2 separate regions of the Homo sapiens genome follow, and region 2 is linked to region 1. Evidence: chromatin loops called from intact Hi-C (ENCODE). Cell type or tissue: GM12878. All regions are shown on one strand. Links, peaks and the distances in the headings refer to the core of each region. The heading gives the core; the rest is flanking DNA.

Evidence for each region. Peaks named below come from ENCODE experiments on the same cell type or tissue, not always from the same donor. Only the 100,000 strongest peaks of a DNase experiment are listed, where the experiment ranks them.
Region 2: it touches region 1 in a loop (5-fold over the local background); 2 of 110 quality-filtered maps call a loop at or near these places.

Annotation. Positions count from the first base shown.
Region 1 is chr11:111,773,921-111,781,711 of GRCh38, reverse strand. It overlaps a transcript of ALG9 not described here. Among named protein-coding and RNA genes, the nearest start is that of PPP2R1B, 11 kb to the right of the region's middle. RefSeq lists a silencer at 4,167-4,326. In GM12878, for the core only: a CTCF peak has its summit at 4,230 (motif pointing right); DNase peaks (open chromatin) are centred at 4,261, 4,511 and 4,891; H3K4me3 peaks cover 330 bases; H3K27ac peaks cover 1,018 bases.
Region 2 is chr11:110,281,092-110,288,882 of GRCh38, reverse strand. The region is part of intron 1 of RDX (radixin); the gene reads left to right. Among named protein-coding and RNA genes, the nearest start is that of RDX, 12 kb to the left of the region's middle. In GM12878, for the core only: no CTCF peak of the experiment used is centred there; no DNase peak of the experiment used is centred there.

The sequences.
Region 1 (7,791 bases), core at 1,615-6,614:
TGCACCATTCCACTCCAGCCTGGGCAACAAGAGTGAGACTCCATCTAAAAAAAAAATAATAAAAAATGAATAAAAATTAAAAGGAATTACTCAATACATGAACATTGTACCTAAAAGAGATGAAGTCCTGGATCCATCTTAAGTTTTTGGAATGAGAATCACTGGACTGTGAGAGTCTAATTTTCTTAGAAATCCTAATCCAGTTATATCTAACACTTAGGTAATTTCCCCCTTTGTTGGGGTTGTCAGAAGGAATAAATTTTTTTTAATTTTTATATTTTAGAAATGGCATGTGTTACATTGTTCAGGCTGGCCTTAAACAACAAACAGTCCTCCTGCCTCAACCTCTTAAGTAGCTAGGACTACAGGCATGCACCACTGCACCCAGCTGGAATAAATTTTTTTTTGTAAATGAATTCCTAATGTCCTTGTTATGCCATGGACTTTATACCCTATAACTTCTAGCAGCCATCTGGTGTTGTGCCGTTGGTTATTATTATTCTTCCTATAGGACCCCAGATGCCCTTAACTTGGTTTGATTTATTTCTCCCAAATTGTTTGAAGAAAGGATGCTTTTATTAGTGTAATTCCAGGAAGGAGAAGTCCACAACTTTAATTTATTTTCCCTTGTCTAGAATGTCATCTTTCTCCCTATTTGTTACTGTTACTTTTAGGGCTGAGTCTCCTTTTTCTAAGAAGGCTTTCTAGACTTCAGACTCTTTGATTACATTCTTTTCTGAGCCTTCTTGATTACCCAGTGTCCTTAATAATGGCATAGAACCGTAACATATAAACCATGCGACCCTGTCTCGCAAGGCCATTGTTGGCATATGAGGGGCAAAGACCACATCACACTGCTATGTATTCCCGGTGCTCAGCGTGGTTCCCTGAACATTTTGGTACTGTATATTTTTATTGACAATGAAGAAAGAAAAGCAAAAAGAGACCTGGGACTAATGTACAAACTGTTGCTCTCAACTTGGCATGGATTAGACCATAGAAAATATGGCAAGTTGGCCGGACATGGTGGCTCATGCTTGTAATTCCAACACTTTGGGAGGCTGAGGCGGGCAGATCACTTGAGGTCAAGAGTTCGAGACCAGCCTGGCCTACACGGTGAAACCCCCATCTCTACAAAAATACAAAAATTAGCTGGGCATGATGGTGGGTGCCTGTAATCCCAGCTACTTGGGAGGCTGAGACATGAGAATCGCTTGAACCCAGGAGGTGGAGGTTGCAGTGAGCCAAGATCACGCCACTGCACTCTAACCTGGGTGACGGAGCAAGACTCTGTCTCAAAAAAAACAAAAAACAAAACAAAAAAAAAAACGGCAAATTATAAATCCTGCCTGTAGTACTCAAAAAGGGCAATTTGGAAGATATGAATGTTTATATTTCGCCAATTCTCCTGAAATACAAGTGCTTCTTTACAAAAGCATTTTAGAAGGGTAGCTTCTAAAAAGAGAGAAAGGGTACCTTTATTGAATATTCCTATTGTGACTTGCTTTTAGAGGGTCGGACCTAGCCCAGGAGGCCTTCTGAACAAGTTTGGGTCAGAAAGCCTCTCCTCCAGGTGTGAGGAGGTGATCGGGCCCTACCAGCTACATGTCCTGCTAGGAAAAGGAAGTCTGGCTGCAAGATGACCGTAGCCATACATCAGATTGAATAATATTAAGTAGCAAGGGATATTTTAAAACTGAAAGCTGTTTTGGCTCTCTTCAGCTGTGGATTCAGCATAGACCTGACATTTAAACAAATGATAACCAACACGTGAGAAATATAATGTAGGAAATTTAGATTAGGGATGTGAGATTATGGAATTGTAGTGACAAGGAAAGACTGGGAATTTCCAGTTGTAGGTTGGTAGAATAAATAGTCTGTTAAAATTAACAATTGGGTTTAAATAACATTTTACCTGAGTATGAGCTTTTTTTTCCCTTTTTTTCAGTGAATTCTCATAAAATACTTTAGGTGGTAGGGCTTTTTGTTTGTTTTTGGTTTTGCCTCTGGTTTCTGGGCTTGTTCTGTCATTACATGCCTAGAGATGAAAGTATGTAAGTTGGCTGGATGAGGGGGCTCACACCTGTAATCCCAACACTTTGGGAGGCTGAGGTGGGAGGATCGTTTGAGTCCAGGAGTTTGAAATCAGCCTGGGCAATAAAGCTTGACCCCACCCCGCCTCTATATGTAAAAATATACATATATAATTAAAAGAAAGAAAAGTATATAAATGAGGCAACTTCTTGGTGGTCCCAACAGCCAAAAGATTGGGTGATTTGTGACAAACTTCCTCTGACAAGGGTTTTTTGCAGACCTTCAGCCATGGATTTCAGGCATACTCGCCTTACAAGAGCTCTCTTGACCTTCACTCTCGCACAAACTGTATTTGACAAGTGGTGCCCTTGGCCTTTGACTGATCATCTTAACTCGGGAATTGCAAGTTGCCAAATGAGAAGGGCGTGCGTTTTTGGTTGATTGGTTAGCTGCTTCAACAGCCTGGTACCCACTGCTGAAGAAGCTGTGACCTGTAAAGCAGCAGTTCTCCAATGGAGCTACACGAGACAGAATCTGGGGATCATTAAAAAATTTGCCACTATTGGCCGGCCGCGGTGGCTCACACCTGTAATCCCAACACTTTGGGAGGCTGTGGTGGGCGGATCACCTGAGGTCGGGAGTTCGAGACCAGCCTGACCAACATGGAGAAACCCTGTCTCTACTAAAAATACAAAATTAGTCGGGCGTGGTGGCGCATGCCTGTAATCCCAGCTACTCAGTAGGCTGAGGCAGGAGAATCGCTTGAATCTGGGAGGCGGAGGTTGCGGCGAACCAAGGTAGCATCCTTGCACTCCAGCCTGGGCAACAAGAGCGAAACTCTGTCTCAAAAAAAAAAAAAAAGAAAAGAAAAGAAAATTGCCACTATCTGGTTGACCACCCAGGAATTCTGAGTTTGTGGTCGAGGGTGGGCCCAGGCATCCATTATGTTTTTTTTTAAACTCTCCAGGTGATCTAGCTAACAGGTAGCTAGAGTTGAACACCACTGCTCTGGATAAAGACTGAGAGACTAACAATCACACCAAAAAATCAAAGGTAATTAAACAGGCAACATATTTGGTGTCCTTTTCTAATTGTGACTCCTGGTTACCCAGGCCTTCATCTAGGCCTCTTCCCCACCACAGACCTATTTCTCTGTCTACTCCAGCCCATCAAACCTTACCTGCCCTCTCTCCCATTCCCTCTGGGCCCTGCTTTCTGGGAAACAATTAACTAATATGATACTGAAGTACGCTAATGGATGTTAATAATTAACTGTAGTTCTCTTCCCATTGATCCTCTCATCTCAGTACACTGAATGACAACTCATCTGGAAAAAAAGAATGAATGACTATAATTTTGGCAATTGCAGACCTATTCAGTGTCATTTGATTGAATGATTGATCAGGTGGTAGAAGAGGCTTGAGCAGGCCGACTTGCCCTTCAGGAATACTGCCTGGCCTTCAGATTCAACCTTATTGCTTGACACTACTTGGCCTGCTCAGGTAAGGACCTATGGCTGCCTTGAGTAGAACAATGGGTGTAAAAAAAAAAGAAGGTGTGAATATTAAGCCCTTCTACTCAACGCACTGGGGAAGCCTGCTTTGTTTGGCTTTAAAATATAAGTAGCTCTGTTTATTTGACAGAAGCACAGTAAAGACCCTATTTTACCTTTGTTAGTCTGCTTCTGGTCTTTGCAGAGAGAGCTTCTCTTGAGCTGCTGCCACTGCCCTCAGACACGAGAGCAAAGGTTAATCTCATTTGGGGAGAAATGACGTGAAATGTGTTCACTCAACCAACAACAAGATACCATGTACCATTCAGGAGTTGGTCTCACCTCTTTCTTGTCTCCCTGTTACTGTGTCTCTAAGCCTCCCTGGTATTTCCTATAATGTGCTCCCATTTTTTCCTTGCCAGTGAAATATTTGTGGAGGTATGTAGAAAAGAAGGCTGTTTTTTCAGTGCTACATGTATGAAAGAATGTTATGGATTCTTTAAAACTCACCCCTTTCCTTGCATTTTTTTTTTATATTTGTGTTCTCATAGTCTGTGATTACTGGGAATATTCTAGAAAACAGCACCAAAGTGTAAATTTATTGCCAAAGTTTTCTTGTTTTGTTTTTGTTTTACTCCCAAGTATCACTGTCTCTGACAGCTTAAGGCAACCTTGTCTGCCATGCTGTCATAAGTCTTCCCTAATGTCCAGCAGAGGGCATCCTATTCTCACTAAAATCTCAGCCCTCCTTTCCCTCCAGCAATTTAGTTCATGTCAGTTTTTGATGTAATTCCAGTGTAAGTTGAAATATCTTCATTGCATTTCTTTAGAATCTGTATTTCTGCATTGCACTCTTGTATTGCTATAATTGCAAAAATTTCCTGGAGAAAATTATGTCCGTAACTAACCAAGGGGTGAATTGTCCATCACAGCAGTGACTCCCTACTGGTCGAGGATTCTTAAGTCAATTCTCAGCTAATTTCAGTTCTGTTTGGCATGACTATGATGGTGTTCATAGGTAACATAAAATGTGTTTAGTTGGGAGGAGGAAGCAGCTACTCTTAGTGGCAATTACCAGCCATCTGCCCATTTTCAGGGTTCCAAATATGAGCAAACCACATCACATACAAAGTCCTAACTTTACCTCTGGTAATTTATTGATAGTGCCAAAAGCAACTCAAAAGATTTTTCAAAGTCCAAGGTTCTGTCCTTCAGATGCTAATTCATTATCCATGGCACAGTAACTCAAGGGAAAGTAGAAGCATTTAGCAGGGCCTGAGCCCAGTAAAGTGAAAGGCCTTAGAATACCTTTACTCCCCATGCCTAGGCCATGGGTTGAAAAGCACACATTTACAGAAGGAAGTAGAATTTGCATTTTGAAAGTGTAGGGTAACCACCTAGACCAGATTTGGGCCTTGAGGAACGAACAAGGTCAGCTCTGCCAGATATAGAAGGGGATTCTATTCTTCATGATTGTTAACTCCTGATACCCTCCTTTGAGCTCAATCTTAGAAATATGTGGGACTGTACTGGTTTTAGGTTTAGGAGGGTATTTTGTTTGTTGGTTTGGTTTTTGTTTTGTTTTGTTTTTGTTTTTTGAGATAGAGTCTCGCTCTGTTGCCCAGGTTGGAGTGCGGTAGCATGATCTGGTCTCACTGCAAGCTCCACCTCCTGGGTTCAAGCGATTCTCCTGCCTCAGCCTCCTGAGTAGCTGGGATTACAGGTACGCCACCACGCCTGGCTAACTTTTGTATTTTTAGTGGAGATGGTGTTTCACCATGTTGGCCAGGCTGGTCTCAAACTCCTGACCTCTGGTGATCTGCCCGCCTCAGCCTCCCAAAGTGCTGGGATTATAGGCGTGAACCACTATGTCCAGCCTTGGTTTTTGTTTTTTTAATACACCCTCTAGATTGTCAGATTTGCTCTGTGGAGGAATCATGAATAATAGCTAACATATTAAACTTTACTATATGTCAAGATTTTTATTTTTATTTATTTTTTGTTATTTATTTATTTATTTTGCAGTGAGCCTCAAACTTCTGGGCCAAGTGATCCTCCCACCTAGGCTCCTGGATGGCTGGGAAATGCAGGTGTCTGCACCACGCCCCACTTACGTCAGGAATGCTTTAAGTTGCTTTTTTCTCACATAGTCGTCACAACAACCTTATGAAGTCAATAACTATTATTAACCTCCTTTTATAGATGGGGAAACTGATGCTTGGAGATATTATTAAGTGTCTTGCCCAAGATCACCTAGGTAGAAAATGGTAGACCTGCAATTCAAACCCAAGCAGTCTGACGCCTGAGCCGCTCTTTTAACCGTGACTTATAGTCCCTATTTCATAACCTCTTTGAAGTCTACAGTCTTTTTTGGATGATATGTTGGGGGAACCTAGACGGAGTCAGTAGGCAGAGATGAGAACAGGATGTAGTCAAAGTTGTTTCACTTTATGAAAAATAAGTTATTTATTTATTTAGAGATGGGGTCTCACTATGTTGCCCAGGCTGGCCTCAAACTCCCGGGCTTAAGTGATCCTCCCGCCTCAGCCTCCTGAGTAGCTGGGACTACAGGCACTTGTTTCAGTTTTTTATCACCTTCTTAGTCCACTTCCAGTAACCACAGCCTGGAGAGTGTCCTAGTAGAACAGTATGCAGCTGGTACATGAAGTGTTTGTAGGGGCTTTTCTAGAACACTGGGGGCCTCCAGCTAATTTTAACCACATAGCTAAATCAGAGAGGGAGTTGATTTCCTGAAATCCTAGAAGTTAGTGGAAATTCCAGTTTCTGATTACAGTCCCAGCTGGATTTCTGCCGAAATGTGACTTTCGTGTCCAGGGGATCTTGGCACTGGTCCCTTCTTACTCCTGTGACTTTTCTCCTACCAGTTCTGCTGAGTAGATCAGAAAAGGAAGTGGGGAAGAATACCATCTTCAGGGGAGACCAAGGGCAAAAGCTTTCAGGGGAACAGGAATATTTTAAGTTGGCCCTGCTGTTGCTAAATCAAACCTCTGTCTAGTTGGATCCTGGGGGCAGTGTGCCTAGCTGCTGAAATCTACTATTTATGTTGGCCAGGTCTAGTACAAGACATGATGATAAGTGGCCGGGCGTGGTGGCTCATGCCTGTAATCCCAGCACTTTGAGAGGCTGAGTGGAGAGGACTGCCTGAGCCCAGGAGTTCAAGACCAACCTGGGCAACATGGTGAGACCCTGTCTCTTTATTTTTTTTCTTTTAAAAAACGACATGGTGATAAGAGGCCTACAAAAATGAGAGACAATAAAGAAATCTGGACTCTACCCTGTGGATATAGCAGAGATACACAGGGAATAGCTGGGCAGGAGTTACTTATCATACACATCTATGGATGCCACAGGAAAGACAGCCAGGGCCAGGCAGAGAGCACAGTCTGTAGTATGGTAAACCAAGAACTAAAAGGTTTGCTTGTTTCAATAGGTAATAATCTTCATGGTTCAAAATTCAAAAAGCCTAAATGCATTGTGGTATTCTGGAGTGAGTCCTGCAATAGAAAAAGGATATTAGTGGAAAAATGGGTGAAATTTAAGTAAAATCTGGAGTTTAGACAAAGTACAAATGGATATGCTGCACACTGAAAAAATTCCCTTCCATCTCTGTTCCCCAGGCACCCTGTTACCTTGCCATAAACAACCAAACGTTATTCATCACATGTGTCCTTCTAGAGTTTTTTGGTACATATACAAGCACGTGTGTGCATTCTATTTTACACAAATGGTAAGATACTATGTACACTATTCTGGCCCTTGCCTTTTTGTTTGTTTTGTTTTGTTTTTTGGAGACGGAGTTTCACTCTTGTTGCCCAGGCTGGAGTGCAATGGTGCAATCTCGGCTCACCGCAATCTGTGCCTCCTGGGTTCAAGCAATTCTCCTGCCTCAGCCTCCCAAGTAGCTGGGATTACAGGCATGCGCCACCACGCCTGGCTAATTTCATATTTTTAGTAGAGATGGGGTTTCTTCATGTTGGTCAGGCTGGTCTCAAACTCCCGACCTTAGGTGATCTGCCTGCCTCGGCCTCCTAGAGTGCTGGAATGAGCCATGGCGCCCGGCCTCCGTGCTGCTTTTTTTTTTTTTTTTTTTTTTTTAATAAGATATGGCTTGGTATGGTGGCTCATGCCTGTAATCCCAGCACTTTGGGAGGCCGAGATGGGCTGATTGCTTGACAAGCCCAGGAGTTTAAGACCAGCCTGGGCAATGTGGCCAAACCCTGTCTCTACAAAAAAAATACAAAAAT
Region 2 (7,791 bases), core at 1,910-6,909, 1.5 Mb after region 1:
TTACAACATAAAAAAAGAGAGGAAACTATTGCCCTTGACACTAATCAACAGAAAAATTAAAACTAGTATTATGTGTAAGATTAATTCACCAACAAAATCAACAGACATTTTGAGGCCCAACTGTGAACCAGGCATTGTATCAGTTTTTCAAAAAAGGGAGTTAATATCTAGAAAATTAGAAGCTTAATTTTTTTATAGCAATAGAACTGCCATATAGCCTCGTTGACTGTGTTAGAGAATATTGTCTAATTATAAAGACATTTAAGAAACATACTGACTTTGTTCTGTTTTGAAAATAAGCTATAATATCTGATGTTTCAAAGCACATTAAGGGTAGAATTATTTGTGAGAATTATTTTGTGTTTGCTTCTTTCCTGTTATATAAGTGACTTGCATGAACCTGTTTTCCCATTTCTAAACATTTTTATGTGAATGTTTAATGTTTTCTTAAGAGTGAAATGAGGAAGTTGAACTGGATTTAGCTTTCTTACCTTTTAGTATTTAATAATTGCAAATGATAGTGTATTATTTTGTTTTCTGCTCACCTTAGGAACAATACAGGTATGATTTTCCTTTTTAAATTTACAAAACTCTTAGAAGAGATCCTAAACTCAGTGTAAAACTTTGGTGTTAATATTGCAGTTCAGCTTTATAAATTTTAGAAATTTGCTTTGCATTTTCAGTAACATGTATATTACTCAAACGTTGAATATTTCATTTCCTTGAAAATATCATTAAACCAGAAATCATTTCTACATGAGCAAGACTTAATATCTTATTTAAAACTGCCTCTCACCCTTACAGGAAATCCATTTACAGAGATGATCATACCAGTTATTAATGTGCACTTAAAACATCTTTAGAGGTAGTCTCTTGACCTGCTAACAATAGAGAGCTTTAATAGCCTACTTCTTGAAAAGCCCTAGTAATTGTTTCGAATGAACTTGTCTAAAATGGTATCTGAGAAAAGTAGAATAAGATAATCAAAAGAGCCCAAGACTAGGATTTTAAAGGACTTATGTCTTGTTAAGTAGCCCCCTGACATTGAGCAAGTCATTTATCTGAATCTTAATTTCTTTTTTAGAAGAATGAGAGATTGTAACACCTGTCTTGGGCAGGAAGGGGGAGGGCAGTTATTGTGAAGATAGGAAGTGTAGGCAGAGTGGAGAGTGAGCATTCTACAGATGCTCCCTGTATTCACTACCCTTCTTGCTTTTGGCCTTATTTCTTTACTTGCAAAATGGAGCTAAAAATTCTTGTCCTCTTTGCTTCACTTTGGGATGACGGGATGACATGTCATTATTTAGGTAAAAGTGCATTATTATTGCCATAAAATTTATTAACACTGAGCTAACAGCATAATAAGCATAGTTCTTTGTATATTAAAGGTTTTAAACCCGGGGACCTATGACCTTGAATGGGGAAAAAGTTACATCTTTATTTTTACATTTTCTTGTTATGAGTATAGACAACATTAGCATTAGCAGTACAGTACCAGAGACTGTGTCGTCTATTTTTTAATTTAATTTTTATTTTTTATAGAGATGGGATCTCACTCTGTTGCCCAGGCTGGAGTGCAGTGGCACCATCACTCCTGGGTTCAAGTGACCCTTTAGAATAGCTGGGACTACAGGTGCACATCACTACACACAGCTAATTTTTTTATTTTTTGTAGATTGCCCAGACTGGTTTTGAACTCCCGGCCCCAAGCCATCTTCCTGCCTTGGTCTCCCAAAGTGTTGAGATTACAGGCATGAGCCACCATAACCAGCCCAGAGACTGTTTCTAATAGAAACGGTAGATACTTTTGGAATACATTAAAGCTGTCTCGAAATAACTTAACTGTTACTTAAAGTATTAAAAAAGCATATATATTACTCAAGGTTTGTGTTTTTTATATTTTGATAATCATATTCCAGTGTAATTGGTTTCTTTTGTAATTTTCTGTATTGTGTGCATGTATTTTATGCATTTAAAAATACTTTTCTTAGAAAGAGTTCATAGGCTTCACCAGCAGGGCCCATGCAGGAAAAATAAAATGATTAAGAACTTCTTTAGTAGATTCCATTATTGTGTTGATTGGACTGCCAGAGTTGCCTTATTCAGTTTATACTGTTCTTTGTTGTGCAGCTTTCTCCCAGTAAATTGGCAGATGAGTTCTCTTGGAATATTTTGGTTTCTGGAGAGACCACAATTATGTTCAGAGGTCATTTCTAAGTCCGAAAAGGCAGAAAAAAATTTAAAATAATTAAAATTAGGCTTAGGGAAAAGAGTATCTCAAAAGTAAAATCAGGCAATCTGCTATGAATTATTGATGCTTCAGTGCAGGCACTGCATGGACTAGACTTTATAACACCTGTTTTACCACCTGACAGGTGTGAGTCTTGTGCCACTGACCTAACAGAGCTCAATGTGTCGAGCATGAGGCTATTTTTCCATTGCATTAGGTAGAAAGGAGACTGAGGGTTACCCTCAGAGTTAAAAGACAAAGGAGAGAATGTTTATTGTGTCTATGTTGTCTCTAATGTGTGGCACTGTGTTTGAGTACATATTCATATGAGTGGTTTTCTCGAGATGGGAGACGTTTGCTGGCTGGCAGCATCTCTCCAGACGACTTGCTGGGTATGTTGCTGCCATGACTGCTCTTTTATTGCTTTTGAAGGAGTAGGTATGGAAAAGAGCACAATATATTGCTTTAGGAGAAGTAGGTATGGAAAAGAGGCAGGGCAAGACCACTTTTAAGACATTTAAGAGTGGGAGAAAATTAAGGATTTAATTGGTTTAATTAAGTTTAAACCAATAAACTTGCAGATTAAAATTAAGAGAATTAAGAGTGGGGAGGAGGGAGTAAATATTTTTATGAGGGAAGAGTGGAAATATACAAATATTTGGTATATAAATATGTGTCTTTGATATATAATGGTTTAGGCAATTTATTTTTTATTATTATTTTTATACTTTTTTTAATAGAAGAAAAGAAAGACTTGAAAGACCAGGTTTTGTTTCAAGTTAGAGATGGAACCCCAGGATATGCATCTAGGTTTCTTTGTTTTCCATGTGACATTTTATGAAATTATCTATTCTGCTACTAATAGATGCCAGTTTCAATTAAAAACATACTAATATATTTATAGACTAGAAATGTCTCTTTTTTTTTTTTTTTTTTTTTTGAGACAAAGTCTCACTCTGTCGCCCAGGCTGAAGTGTAGTGGTGTGATCTCAGCTCATTGCAGCCTCTGCCTCCTGGATTCAAGCGATTCTCCTGCCTCAGCCTCCTGAGTTGCAGGGACTACAGGCATGTGCCATCATGTTTGGCTAATTTTTTATTTTTACTAGAGACAGGGTTTCTCCATGTTGCCCAGGATGGTCTCGAACTCCTGACCTTAAGTGATCTGCCTGCCTCAGCCTCCCAAAGTGCTGGGATTACAGGCGCGAGCCACCATACCTAGCCAGAAATGTCTCATTGAGGTTAAACAATATTCTCTTTTATTTTCTTTTGAGATGAGGTCTCACACTGTCACCTGGGCTTGAGTGCAGTGGCGCGATCTTGGCTCACTGCAGCCCCTGCCTCCCAGGTTCGTGCAATTCTGCTATCTCAGCCTCCCCAGTAGCTGAGATTACAGGCACACACCACACCCAGCTAATTTTTTGTATTTTTAGTAGAGACCGGGTTTCACTATGTTGGCCAGACTGGTCTCGAACTCCTGACCTCGTGATCCGCCTGCCTCGGCCTCCCAAAGTACTGAGATTACAGGCATGAGCCACCGTGCCCGGCAACAATATTCTCTTGATATAAATATTTTCCATTAATCACTAAATTGGTGTAAAAACATAGGTTTTAATAGCATTTATACATAGCTTTGTCCTGAAAAATTTAAGGTAGAATTTTTACATCTGTGTGTTGTAGAAGCTAATGAAAGATATGTATAAGCAATTTCATGAAATATGTTTTTAAAATTCTTATCTCTGTCTCTGATTTTTAAAATTAGAAACTTAACAAAACTCTGTTAAGTACTAACTTTCTGTGTATTCAGACATCCTTTTTAATAATACCTGTGTTGGCCGGGCGTGGTGGCTCACGCCTGTAATCCCAGAACTTTGGGAGGCCGAGGCGGGTGGATCACGAGGTCAGGAGATCGAGACCATCCTGGCTAACACGGTGAAACCCCGTCTCTACTAAAAATACAAAAAAAAATTAGCCGGGTGTGGTGGCAGGCGCCTGTAGTCCCAGCTACTGGGGAGGCTGAGGCAGGAGAATGGTGTAAATCCGGGAGGCAGAGCTTGCAGTGAGCCGATATCGCGCCACTGCACTCCAGCCTGGGCAACAGAGCGAGACCATCTCAAAAAAAAAAAAAATAATAATAATACCTGTGTTTTTCTGTGTTGATGGATGGGTAGTTACATATTCTGCCTTTCCACTTAACCTTATCTAAATGTTGACACAGTTTGTTTTAATAATACCAAAAAACAAATAAAAAACCCCCACAACCCTGGAGAAGTCCATGTTATCACATAGTATCAACATTACTTTGGTGATTGTAATCATTGGCTATTGTAAAGAATGCTGCTGTGAATATCTTGATACAGATTACTTTCTTTTATATTTAGTTTGGGGGGAGAAATATCTTCTGGAGGATTTATTACAAAAGCAGAATTTCACATTCAAAAAAGCTGTGTAGCTTTTGTTATGTATTCTCTCTCTACTTTCTGGAAATGTGGAGCCAATATCTGGTGATACCTACAATACTTACCTACTTGTTTACCAACGTTGTTCGTCAACCTTAGCATGCGTAATTAATATTTATTTTGCTAGTTTAATGAGTATATCATTGGTAAAACATTTGTAGTTTTAATCAGTAGAACATTTGTGTGTTTTTTTTAACGTAAGTTTTGTTGGTGAAGTTTCTTATTGAAGTGTTTACTGAGTGGAATCTGAGCAATATCTTTATATATTTAACCATTTGATTACTTTGCATAACAGCTTTATTATACTGTTGCAAATTTTTCTACTCTTTTTTATTTTGGTATTTATTTTACCTATGTAGAGATTTAAAATAAAATATATTTATCTGTTTTTATTATAACCTATATATCTTTCTTAGTCATATTATGTTATTCTTCCAAAACTATAATTTTTTTCAAGTCTGTCTTTTTGTTTGTTTGTTTTAGATTATTTTTAAAAAAACATAGAGACGGGGTCTTGCTATGTTTTCCAGGCTGGTCTTGAACTCCTGGGCTCAAGCAGCCCATCTGTCTCAGGCTCTCAAAGTGCTGGGTTTACAAGTAGGAGCCACTGCTTCTCCTTTCTTTTTGAAAAAAATATTAACTTACTTACATTTTATTAAATGGTATTGTGAAGTTATGAGTCCAACTTTAGTTTACTTATTTAGAATAATTCTGTTTTTTTCATCGTAAGAAATTAGTTTTTTAGGCCGGGTGTGTGTGGTGGCTCACATCTGTGAGCACTTTGGGAGGCCGAAGCAGGCAGATTACCTGATGTCAAGAGTTCGAGACCAGCCTGGGCAACATAGTGAAACCCTGTCTCTACTAAAAATACAAAAATTAGTCAGACATGGTGGCAGACGCCTGTAATCCCAGCTACTTGGGAGGCTGAGGCAGGAGAATCGCTTGAACCTGGAAGGCGGAGGTTGCAGTGAGCCAAGATCGCGCCACTGCACTCCAGCCTGGGTGACAGAGCGAGACTCCATCTCCAAAAAAAAAGAAATTAGTTTATGACAAAACCTCTACATTTTCATTTTACAAGTTTACAGATTTCATTTTAATTATTCGAGCCTCTTAATATTTTAGAATATAATCATTCTGGTCTTTTCATTCATTCCTTTGTTTTTTTAAAAAAAGTGATGATATCCTGTGGATTTTTTTTTAATGTTTTATTTTTTACATTTTAGACAGAATCTTGCCCTGTTGCCCAGGCTGGGTTGTAGTGGCATGATCATAACTCACTGCAGCCTCAAACTTCTGGGCTCAAGTGATCTTCCTGCCTTAGCCTCTTGAGTAGCTAGGACTACATGTGCACTCTACTATGCCTGGTTTATTTTTATTTTTTGTGGAGACACAATCTGTCTGTGTTACCCAGGCTGGTCTTGAACTCCTGCCCTCAAGTGATCCTCCTGCGTTGGCCTCCCAAAGTGCTGGAATTACAGGTGTGAGCCACCATGCCTGGCTACTATGGATGGGTTTAATACCTGCCTTTGTACTTAGTGGTTTGTGAATATCTTCCTATGTCATTTAGTATTTTTCTATAACATTTTGATAGGCTGCATTGTGATCTAGTGGATCCTTAGATATACCATGACTGACCTAGCTAAACTCTCAGTTTTACATATACTTTTATAAATTGTACTATAATTAGAGTCTTTGTAGTTGTATCATTATACATATTTGTTAATATTTTCTTCAGGTATATTTCCACAAATGAAATTAGTTAGCAGTCTTTTCATATCAAAAAAAAAAGGAAGACAGGCTGATACGTTGTAGAACTCTGGATGCTAGGTGTCAAAAGACTTGTAGTTTGGCCATTTATTGCCCACGTAACTTAGGACAAGCCATTTTGGCTTAGGATAAAACCTTTAGTGATTGTATTACTGATTCAAAAAAATGCTTATGTAATCTAAACAACTATTATGATTCAAAAAATGGCCAAAGTTTTGATGCAGACACACATGTCTTATATATGTGTGAAGAATTTGAATAAAATTGTTCTATGAAATGTGAGATGAAGCAATTTTTCTGAACCAATAGGTTATAGGTCATTTTTTGTTTGTTTGTTTTTTGAGATGGGGTCTTGCTCTGTCACCCAGGCTGGAGTGCATTGGTGATCTCAGCTCACTTCAACCTGCACTTCCCAGGCTCAAGCATTCCTTCCATCACCATGCCTGGCTCGTTTTTTTTTTGTTTGTTTGGTTTTTTTTTTTTTTTTTTTTGATAGAGATGGGGTTTTGCCATGTTGCCTAGGCTGGTCTCAAACTCCTGGGCTCAAGTGATCCTCCCACTTCTCAAATTGCTGGAATTACACACGTGAGCTATCGCGCCTGGCCTGGAGGCTGTTTTAATCAAGACCTGAGATGATAAGACCTGAACTAAGGCAGTAATAGTAGTTGGGATGAAAAGAGGGTATAGAATTTAAAAATTGGACTGAAATACATTTAGGTTCATGAAGGTAGGTGAGTGTAGATGGGAATAAGCTAGGAAATGATAAGAATTAAGAAATGAGGGGTTTATACCTCCAGCAGAATTTCATTGCCTAATGGTTCATGCCTGTAATCCCAGCACTTCGGGAGGCCAAGGCCGGCGGATCACTTGAGCTCAGGAGTTTGAGACCAGCCTGGCCAACATGATGAAACCCTTTCTCTACTAAAAATACAAATATTAGCTGGGTGTGGTGGTGGACGCTTGTAATTCCAGCTATGGAGGCTGAAGCAGGAGAATCGCTTGAACCCAGGAGGCAGAGGTTGCAGTGAGCTAAGATTGCACCACTGCGAGCACTGCACTCCAGCCTGGGCGACAGAGTGAGACTCCATCTCAAAAAAAAAAAAAAAATCTCAGGAGGAAATTTCCTCTGAAGAGGTTTATTGGTAATCAGTTACTTGTGATTGACTAGAATTTAGGGAAATGGCCTTACCTAAATTTCATTTTTATTACAACTTAGAGAATTTCTCTTTTATTAGTTATGGCATCTTTTCTTTTTTTGTTTTTTAGAAACACAGTGTTGCTCTGTTGCCCAGGCTGGAGCACAGTGGGACCATGTCGGCTCACTGCAACCTCTGCTTT